2 separate regions of the Homo sapiens genome follow, and region 1 is linked to region 2. A link is an interaction called in ENCODE POLR2A ChIA-PET data of the cell type or tissue named here. Cell type or tissue: OCI-LY7. All regions are shown on one strand. Links, peaks and the distances in the headings refer to the core of each region. The heading gives the core; the rest is flanking DNA. Region 1 overlaps TSHZ2 (teashirt zinc finger homeobox 2). Region 2 overlaps TSHZ2 (teashirt zinc finger homeobox 2).

Region 1 (5,384 bases), core at 52-5,051, 130 kb after region 2:
ATCTTTGTAGTATAAAAGTGATCCTAATGTGTCTGTCACCTACACTCCGCTGCTACACAAATAGCTACTCTCTGCTATGAAACCAATGAACTCTGCTTTCTTTTATAGAGATTCTTTGATACTTGTCTTCCCCATTAAACTGAAAGCTCCCTGAGAGTAGGGACTGTTATCTACCTCCCTTTCCTCATATCCAGCTTGGAGCGACATATATGGCAAATTCTAGTTGAATAAATAAATCAATAGATCATGGCATCCTATTATATTCCTACGGGGAAATAATATTTTAATTAATATACCACAGGAAATATTCACTATATTTCTTGATTCCTATCTTGCATCTGGTGTGTACTGGTTTGCATTTAATTTCCTCTTGAGTTTTTATAGCAAGTTCCTTTAAAACCTTTTATGACACTAAGTGGACCCATGTAAATATTGAATTAAAAAACTAAAAAACAAAAAAACAAAAAACCTCATCCCAGAAATCAGTCTCTGCTGCATTGCCTCTTTCCCTTGAACCACTGCTGATTTCACCTCTACTGGGAGTCAGAGGTGAGGTTCCTGATCCCCAGATCAGTCTCACAGGAGAAAAGAGGACTCATTGCTATGGAGATCAAGGCACCCAGCAGCAAATCACAGAGGAGAGTGGAGAAGCAACCAGAGAATAAGAAATGCAACTTGAGGCTTCCAGGCTTGTAGTCGTGTGGGCTGACAGAGGCCAGGTGCCTTCTCTCTGCTTCACCTCTACTACATCCTGTGGTGCTGCCTGCAAACCACGTCCTAAGTCGTTCATGCCTCCCTCACCACTGCCATCCTCTTTGTTCCAGTGATAATTATCTCTTTCTAGACAGGAGTCTCCTTACTTGCCTTCCTGCTATCCTGATCTCTATAATCTTCACAGCTGCTGGAGTAATCCACCTTGAAAAGGAAGTGAGACTCTGCCACCCAGCTGTGAAAACCCTGCCAATCGTTTCCATCACACTCAGAATAAAATCCAAATATTTTATCCTGACCTATAAGATCCTGCAGGAGTGGGCTCTTGAGGATCTTGGACTTTACCATGGGCCATTCTCTTCATTGTTTGTGGTGTGAAAAGAACCCTGGAGCAAACATTTCTGCCTTAGGGCCTTTGCCCTTGCTGTTCCCTCAACCTGGAAGCCCTCGCCCTCAAATCCTGGCATGCTTGGGTCCTTCTTCTCATTGGTAACTGTTTTCATGTTCCTTCCTCAAAGGAGCTTTTCTTGATTACCTCCTGTAAAATAACTTCCGACTCACAAACACATTATTCTATTTTATCTTCTTGGAAATTCTATTTCACCAAAAGTCATCATGGTTATTTATTGTCCAGCCTGCCCACCAGTTCGTCATCTCCCTGAAGCCAGGGATCTTGTCTGTCTTGCTCACTCTTTATCCCCAGTACCCAGTGCCTGGCACAAAGTAGATGCCCAGTGAGTAGATTTTCAATACCTCTATGGGGCAGACACCTTATTTTGCAGCACTATAATAAAAGCTATTGATAATATATATAAGCCAACAACCCTTTAATGCAGCTGTTATTACAAATAACTTGTAAATGAGAAAACTGAGCCTCAGAGAAATTAAGTAACCTGTCCAAGGGGGCATCTAGCTAGTGTTTCCAAGCCTGATTTGTACCCAGTTCTGACTTCAAAGTCCATGCTCCCACAAGTCTCTGTCTATTGTTTCCCACGTGTTGATTTACTAGTAAACAGTGTATTATTAATATAGTAAGCTCAAGCTAGTCATTTACTCATTGATTCATTCGAGAAGTATTTATCGAGAATATAATATGTCCTATGTCCTGTGCTACGCTCTCCAGATATCTGAGTCTATAAGGCTGCCAAAATCCTCTTACTATTTAAAAAGTGGCTTTTGGCAGGGCACGGTGGCTCATGCCTGCAATCCCAGCACTTTAGGAGGCCAAGGTGGGAGGATCACCTGCGGTCAGGAGTTCGAGACTAACCTGGCCGACGTGGTGAAATCCTGTCTCCACCAAAAATACAAAAATTATCCAGGCCTAGGGGTGCATGCCTGCAGTCCTAGTTCCTCAGGAGGCTGAGGCAAGCAAATTGCTCGAACCAGGGAGGTGGAGGTTGCAGTGAGCCGAGATCACACCACTGCACTCCAGCCTGGGTGACACAGCAAGACCCTGTCTCCAAAAAAAAAAAAAAAAAAAAAAAAAGCTTTTTATCAATCAATGCAGAGGGCGACTAAAACAAATTCCTGGCATAAAAACAGCAATTATTGAGCACCTTCTATGTGCCAGCCACTGACCTAGGCCCTTGGATTATACAATCCCATCTGCTCCTTGCAGGAGACGTTAGAAGGCGGATCATGCTTATCTCAATTTAATGATGAAGATACTGTGGCCCAGAGTGATTAAGTGACTTGCTTACATAGGTAGTCACTGGTAGAGCTTATGTTCGCTTTTCCCCAAAATATTCTCCTCTTTTCACATCACACATTGACACTGGCATGCAGTAGGAAAAACTCGATAAATATGGGTGGAATGAACACATGAAGTACCCAGCCAACCCAATTTATGATGTAGCAAGCCACCTGCTTTCAGCCGGTTCCACATACTAGTAACTCTCAGCTGTAGAAAAGGACTATTCTCGATAGCAAGAATCAGTTTTACTATGTGATGGCACAATAGTCTTTTTGCTAACGATTTTGGGGAAAAAATAATACCAGCTGTGAATTCAAATCATAGCATCTACTTACTTAATCTGTTTGGATTAATCAAGTTCTATCAACTTTCTGGGCATGGAAAGTCACCAAAATTCACTAGTCTATAGCCAATAGCTTCTAGTATCTGAAAGCTTATATATCAGGCACTGTTTATGTCCCTTTGTACATACTGTTATATTTAATTCCAGTATAACCCCATGGGTATGAACGATTATTATCTACATTTCACAGAGCAAGGCAAGTTGCAGAGAAGTGAAGTGACTGGCCCAGTATTGTGCAATGATGGGAGTGTGGTAAGGGCAGGATTTATGTCCAGGCATTCTTACTCCCACACTCATGCTCTGAATGACTATGCTAGCAGGCCTCCTGGCAAGAAAGGAGTCGGAAAAAAAAAAAAATCAGGACATGGGGAAAAGTAACTCAGGAAATCTTTACGCCTCCTCATCGGTTCTCACAAATCCCCATCAAACTGAATCCAACAATGAGAAATGATTTTTCCCCGGGGTCTGACCCCCAAATGCTTTGACAATGAACTCTGCTTCCCTCACCACAAAATTATTCAAGAACTCACAAAACAATCGCTGGCCTCTGAAACCCTATCTCAAGACCTACCAAGGGCCTGACTGATGGCCCTGATGATATTACCAAGTGGTTCTTCCCATTTTTGGCATCAATCAAGAGTTTATGTCCCAAGATTATTCCACCAGACGGGTCCTGCGGATATGATGGGATTAGCCAAATTTCAAAGCTTCTTTTTGACTTCCAGTTGAAAATTGGGTACATATGCTCCTGAAGGTTATGGGGGCTATGGGAGAACATCAAGTTGATTCATCAAATTAGTTCAAACGTAATCGTCCTGCATGACTGGCTATAGAACTCGTCAGCTATAAACGTGTCAAAAAGTCATCCGCTCTAACGTTAAATAGAGACGCAAAGCAATGTTGTTCTGGATCTGACGTTCGTTGGACTTTAGCCTCCTAAGGAGGCTGTGTTTCCTCTTGGAGCAATTTGTGGTAAGATGCACAGAATGAATAGATTGCAGCAGAAAAAAGAAGCCCACACTAGTTGCTAGAAATACCAGCTGTATGCATCAGACCCATAACTAAATCCTTTTCTTTTAGAGACGCAAAGATTTTAAAGACTCAAGCTTTGAATTTCTTTCTTTCTTTCTCTCTTCCTATCTTCCTTCCTTCCTTTCTTCCTTTCCTCTCTCCTCCCTCCCTCCCTTCCTTCTTTCCTTCCTTCCCTAATCATGCTGCACATGGATTACTTGCCTTTCCACAACTGAGACTATTTTCAGAAATGAAGACAAAACACACATCACTAAAAATTTTCTCTTGAGTAACATATTCTCCCATGTGGTGCTACAGAATGCAAGAGCTGAAAATATGAAAGAGTTGCAGAGAAAAATCTATACCATATCAGGGCAAGATTTAAGACTTAAGGAAATTAACATTCTGCTGCTGTTGAGGATCATACCCTCCCACTACAGAGTGAAGCTCCTCAACCCTCTATACACTTTTCCACCCTTGCCGTCTGTGTGAGTGACTTCTCTGTGCCCAGCTCTGTGCTACTGACCCTGTCACCAAGCACGCAGGAGTCAGATGCTACAGGCCTTTCTCTATAAACCCAGACAATTCCTGTTCACTTGCTGCACTCCACTACAAATCTGAAATTCTTCAACTGTTGTCTCACTTGTCTTCTTTTGGTGACTACTTGTCTGGTTCCTAATTTTTATGCCATTTTGGAGTAATTTTTCCCTTTTTTGTTATTGACAAAGACAGAGGAGGCCTCCTATAATTTGTGGGTGACTGACAAGGCTGAATGTTGTTAACTCAAATGTTTTGATTTACATCAGAGAGGACCTCCAGGCCCCAGACATGACAGGCTGCGATAGCACCTTCAAAGCTTGTGAATATCAAATCCCATTAAGCAAGCCCTTTATGTGCAAGTCAATAAATTATCCTTTCTAGGGTGATTTGGCAATAAGTAGCAAAAGCATTAAACAGGCATAATTTTGGCAATTCTACTTCTGGGATGCTATCCCAAAAAGAAAAATAGACAAGTGTGCAAAGATGCAAATAGAAGGATGTTCATCTCAGTGTTGTTTAGAATAGAAAGAAATTTTAAAAAAAATAAAGCCCACATTCAGCAATAAGGCGAAGTTAATAGGTTAAATAAATATGTCCTATCCATACAATGGAATATTTATCACCATTTAAAATTTTTACGTGTTTCTTTATCTGTTGATGGAAAAAGATATTCTCCTTAAGTACTCAGGAAAAAAAAGATTGTAAAACTCTACTGGATTACGCTATCCTCTATATGATTATAATGTTTACATTACGCATCTCTATGTGAAAAAGCTTTTGAAAGGCTGTAGTCCAAATATTACCAGTGGTGATATCTGTGGGTGATTTTAAATTTCTTTCCACACTTTACAATGTATGTGTATTCCTTTTATAGCCAGAAGAAACAAAGGTATTTTTATTTCAGAGACACAATGGCCATTGACTTCAGAAACTTCACATACTGTAACCTATTTAAGAATATCTCCATCTATATCTCATCAGAATTGATGCCCTCATTATAAAGGGCAACCATGATATAAAAAATTGACCCAGAGACCAGAGAGACTCCATACAGCAACCTAAAACCTTCTGTTGATGCTTGCTGAC
Region 2 (5,384 bases), core at 229-5,228:
CCTTGCATTACCTCCTATTTTTTTTTTTTTTTTTTTTTTTGCTGAAAATAACCAGAGTTGGTTTCTGTCATGTACAATCAAAGGAGTCTAATGGAACCAAGTAGCAATGTTCTCGAAAACAAACAAACAAAAAACCCCAAACATTTTGCTGTTTCTTTCCCCTCTGTATTTGCTAACTTTATCATGACTTTATTCTTAAAGCCTATCACTGGTCTGCTTTTATTAATAGATTAGTGGAAATTTTCACCTGGCCTATTAGCACCTTATAAAGAAATAGATTAAGAGTAGGGAATATATAGATGAAGATGTACATTCAAAGAAGATGGGCCTATGGTGAGCAAAAGAAAAATGTTTCCAGAGGTGTAGTTTGCCACATGGTTCATCTAGAAAGGGCAAACTGAAATGTCTTTTTTTTTTTTTTTTTTGGAGACAGAGTCTTGCCCTGTCACCCAGGCTGCAGTGCAGTGGCACAATCTCAGCTCACTGCAACCTCCACCTCCCGGGTTTAAGAGATTCTCATGCCTTAGGTGTGCACCACCATGCCAAGTTAATTTTTGTATTTTTAGTAGGGACAGGGTTTTGTCATGTTGGTCAGGCTGGTCTTGAACTCCTGGTCTCAAGTGATCTGTCTACCTCAGCCTCCCAAAGTGCTGGAATTACAGGCATGAGCCACTGCCCCCGGCCCTGAAAATGTCTGTCTTATTACTGCACTTGTGCATGCTTTACTTGGCTCCAGCAATACTGTAAATGCCTGAACTGAACAACAGATGATTATGGAACACAGAGAAGAGATACTTTGCACGACTAGGGATTAGACTCGGCATAGCCATAAGGGATTTGATGTGGACTCCTGAACCCATGAAGGTGAAAGATCATCCCATAAAAAACTACCACCCCCTTTAGCCCTTTCAATGTTTTCCATTTTCTTAGGATGGAGAATAACTCTTTAACATGAAATTCTTAGCCCAGTATGGTCAGAGATACCTGCCTCCCCAATCTCCTCTCTCCCATGTGCCCCTCCTGCATTCTGTTCTTCAGACATACAGGCATCTTGCTTTGAATTTCCTAGGGCCTACTATGTGCCCTCCTACCACTGGGCCTTTTCATATGTGGACCCTCCCTTCTGGGATGATGGACTTCCCTCTCCTCTTCACCTGCTCATCATTCAGCTCCTACCTCAAACACAACGTCCTCAGGAAAGCCTCCTCCAACTTCCCTGACTAGTCAAATTTTATAATTATTTGACTAACAACTGTGTCTATCACCAGAGGTGAGCAATGTTCAGGCAAGAAAAATGTCAGATTTGCTCAGCATGGAACATGCTGTTGCTATTACAGGTACTGGCTTAGTATGGTATAGACATTAAATAAATATTTGTCAAATGAATGAAAAAAATGAATGAATAAATTTACTGTCAGAATCAACTGAAAGAATAAAGTCATAAGAGCAATTCCTATTTTGAACAATAGAAAACTTATTGACTTTGGTCACTTAAGTGTTTTCCTGTTTTTTTTTTTTAACTCCTGTTTTTTAAATCATTCATTGAAAAAACATTTATTTCTCTTTAACTGACATTTTGTTGCAGTCATGGGAAGAATAGACATTATGTGTGTTCCATGAACTATAACTTATTCTCTTTGATGTACTTCATTTTTTTTTCTATCTAGAACATGGGTTGGCAAACTTTTTCTATAAAGGGCCTGATAATAAATATTTCAGGCTTTGAGGGTCACATGGTCTCTGTAGCACCTACTCAATTCTGCCATTATAGTACAGAAGCTGCCACAGACAATACGTCAACAAATAAGAGTGGCTGTGTGCCAATAAAACTTTATTTCCAAAAACAGATGTTGGGCTGGACTTGGCCCATGAGCTGTACTTTGCTGACTCCACTATAGAGGATGAGGAAAAGACAAAAACACAGGCTCAGCCTGGCATTTAACTCTGGAAACTAGGGTGGTACATTCCCTGCCTTGCTTTATGAACTTTGGCACATCAATTGATCTCTCTGGGACTCAGTTTACTTAGGATTAAAATGAGATAATGGTCATAACAAAGCATGGTTGTGAGGGTAAGAGGCTGTCAAATAAATGAGCTGGAATTCGACAACCTTGTTTTGTACCTATCGTATTTGTTTTCATGTTTACTTTCTATCTGTCGTCAGTTCTGCTAATTTTCCCTGTATAGTTATGAAATAAAATTTCTTTTAAAAATAAATGTAATGAAGGAAAAGAGGGAGAGTCAATGTAAAGAATGTTTTAAGGTTTAAAGAAAGATTGTTGTGGCTTTTGTGTGCAAAGTGGGCAGGTGAGGCAAAGACCAGCCAGGGAGGCCATGGGAGAAACTACTACAGGAAGTCTGGGTGTGCACCCATGGTGGCCTGGAACAGGCGGTGGTGATGAAGGAGGGATTTAGCTTGTCCCTCCATGGTTGGGGAGGGGGTGGTCCTTGAGGGCCACGACATTATCACAGCTGGAGCGTTCCAGGGCCCGACACTCTGACAGGCAATGAGGCAGGGTCTTGGAAATGGATGTTGATAGAGTAAAAACAGGAGCCACTTTCTGGGGATATTGAGATCATCTCATTTAAAGGACACGCCACTTACTCTGTCCTTCTTAGTGTCCTGTTCTCCCACTGATAGGCTCAAACTTCAAAAATTAACCCACAATCCAACCATTTCTCACAACCTCCACCACTATCAGCCCACCACTATCAGCCCAGCCACAGCCACTACCGACTGCCACAGCCCTGTCCTGCCTGCCTGCTCCCAGCTCACCCCCACCACGGTCCATCCACCGGTGTGCAGTCAACCTGCTCACAGGTAAGTCAGATGATGCTTTTCTCCTGCCCCAAACCTTCTAGCCTCATCCATTACTCTTCCAGTGAAATCCAAAGTCCTTATGAAGTCCCATAGGTTCTGCACAGTCTGCCCCCTGGTGGCCTCTTCCACTTTTGCCTTCCTCATTCGGCTCCAGACATCCGGGTCTCCTTGCTGTCTCTAAAGCCCATGGTGACTTCCGGGTCTTGGCTGTTTTCTTCCACCTGGGACACTGTTCCCTCCACGGCCCCACAGCTTCCTTCCTCACTTCATTCAGATCTTGTTCAAATATCGCCTCCTCAAATGAGATCTTCCTTGACTAATCCACCCAAGGCAGCAGCAATTCACAATCCCCCACTCAAATTTCTCAGTTTCTCTCTGTATGACAGTGTTCACTACCTGAAATTCATTGGTTTGTGGCTGTGACTGCCCACCACTCTTTCCCTTTAGAGTATAACCTTCTTGAGGTCAGGAACCTTTACTACTCTTTATTGCGACCCCCAAATGCCTAGGAAACATAAAGTAGGTATTTAATGTATGTGAGTTGAATAAATAAATAAATACATGAAGAACACTCAAGGAACCATCCATTCATCTCTCCCTCTCTCTAAAAGCAGAAGTAAATCAGTTTCATTATCAAATAGAGTAAATATGTTGAGATGCATTACTATACATAACACTAGTTTCACTTGGTGTTAACCAAACAACTTTATCTAGTGCTTCCTATAGCAAAGCAGAAATTTTCATGATGAGAATACTTTCTTTAAAAATACCAATTCGGGGCGTGGCATGGTAGTGCGCACCTGTAGTCTTAGTTACTCAGAAGGCTAAAGCATGAGGATTGCTTGAGCCCAGGAGTTTCAGACTGCAGTGAGCTACAATCATGCCACTGCACTCCAGCCTGGACAACAGAGCAAGATCCTGTCTCTAAAAAAAAAAAAAAAAACCAACTCAATGTTGGAGGATAGAACAGGTTTGTTCAACAGAACATTAGTAAAATGAATTTATAGAGAGTTCCAGAAAACTGCCAAAGGAAGTAATTCTGTTCAAACCCACTGGAGACACTGATAAAAGGTAGAATCCTTAAACACAATCAGAGTGTTTTACGCCCATAAGGATCTAAGCTCTAAAAAAAATTGTTCCTAGAATTACTAAATTTCAAGCATAATTGAGAAATTAGCTTCTTTGCTCATAGAGGGTAAGATTCTAGCTGTACTGAAAATTGAGTAGAGGTAGATGTTTGGAGGAGTTTCAAAGGGCAGATACGAAAGCAGGACTTGCAGTTTTCACACATGCAGTAATAAAGCTTGCATGTGATGCCAGGAGTCACAGGTAATTAGATGGCACAAGCAGCTGAAAGGTCTAATGTTTCTCTGCTTAATAAAGCTCTGCACCTTCTTGCTTAACTTCTCTTAGGCAGATAGAAGTCGTGAGATGGTATCTGTCCCCAGAGATAGAGATGACACTCAGGTCATTTCAACAGCTCTTATTTCCCCCTACCTACAGAAACGTTATCTTATAATCTTTGACTGCCTTTAGAATATAACCTATTGGGGAAATGAAGTAGGCCAGAAAAAAAATTAAGAAAAAGTATTAATTCAGCACAGTGTAGAAATCACGACATTTGGTCTTTCATCCTGAAATGTAGGACAAACTTGAGCAATTCTTTTCTTTCTGGGCTACACAAGCCTCAGTCGTCTCTGAATCATGGGAGTTTGCCCTTCATGATGAGATCTGGGTTTTAGTCCTGACATTTGCTGGATGGGTAACCTTGGGAAAATCACTGAACTGGTTTGAGCTTCTTCTTAGGTTAAAGAGTGATAAGCTTTGCTCTGCTTGTTTCACAAGGTCATTATGAGGTTTAAGTGAGATGGTGCATACAAAAGTGCTCTCCTTCTGGAATGTGTGACTTGAATGTAAAAGGATAGGGTTCTCAGGACTGCAAACCCAAGTGCCCATGTGACCCAAGCCAATAAGATAACCAAAGAAGGCCCACTGAGTTGCCATCCTTCCAGGCAGACACCATCATTTTGTGTATATAAGTGTAGGAAGATTCTTTTCTTCCACAGAGACATATGTTTTCTTAAATTTTGCTTAAAATTCACTGACCCTCTTCAACTAGCTTTTTTGGCCCATTGCTGATAGAGATATGGGTAAAAAGAAACATTACCATGATGAAATTTAGAGTGCAAGAACAATAAAAATGGTAAAGGATACGTGGGTCTGGCTAATTAGAGACAACAGAGAATGGTGAGGACTGTGGCAAGCTGGAGAGCTTGCACACTCTCAGCTGCAGCCCCTTGTTCCCAGGAGAAAATGAGACTCTTGGGGTCAGGTTTCTAACTTCTGAAAAGAAACAGGCATTTAGAGACATATGTAAAACCTCCTTATATTTAATTAGCCAATACCTAATTAAAGTTTTAAAAAATATTAGAGAAACATCCAGGGGTGGTATTGTCTTGTAGGCTACAAGTTTGTGACCCAGACAGCCAGTGATGGAATGTTTTCTCATTAACTTAAAACAGGATCATGTCTTAATTGTCTTTTGAGGCCAATGTAGAGTCTA

What was found. ChIA-PET counts read pairs that join two places held together with the same protein. Peaks named below come from ENCODE experiments on the same cell type or tissue, not always from the same donor. Only the 100,000 strongest peaks of a DNase experiment are listed, where the experiment ranks them.
Region 1: POLR2A ChIA-PET joins it to region 2 with 5 read pairs; 2 of 35 experiments call an interaction of 5 or more read pairs at or near these places.

The regions. Positions count from the first base shown.
Region 1 is chr20:53,030,465-53,035,848 of GRCh38, reverse strand. The region is part of intron 1 of TSHZ2 (teashirt zinc finger homeobox 2); the gene reads right to left. Among named protein-coding and RNA genes, the nearest start is that of TSHZ2, 61 kb to the right of the region's middle. In OCI-LY7, for the core only: no CTCF peak of the experiment used is centred there; a DNase peak (open chromatin) is centred at 728; H3K27ac peaks cover 748 bases.
Region 2 is chr20:53,155,787-53,161,170 of GRCh38, reverse strand. All of the region lies in intron 1 of TSHZ2 (teashirt zinc finger homeobox 2), which reads right to left. Among named protein-coding and RNA genes, the nearest start is that of TSHZ2, 190 kb to the right of the region's middle. RefSeq lists a silencer at 3,632-3,751. In OCI-LY7, for the core only: CTCF peaks have their summits at 2,736 and 2,943 (motif pointing left); DNase peaks (open chromatin) are centred at 2,980 and 3,550; H3K4me3 peaks cover 948 bases; H3K27ac peaks cover 1,776 bases.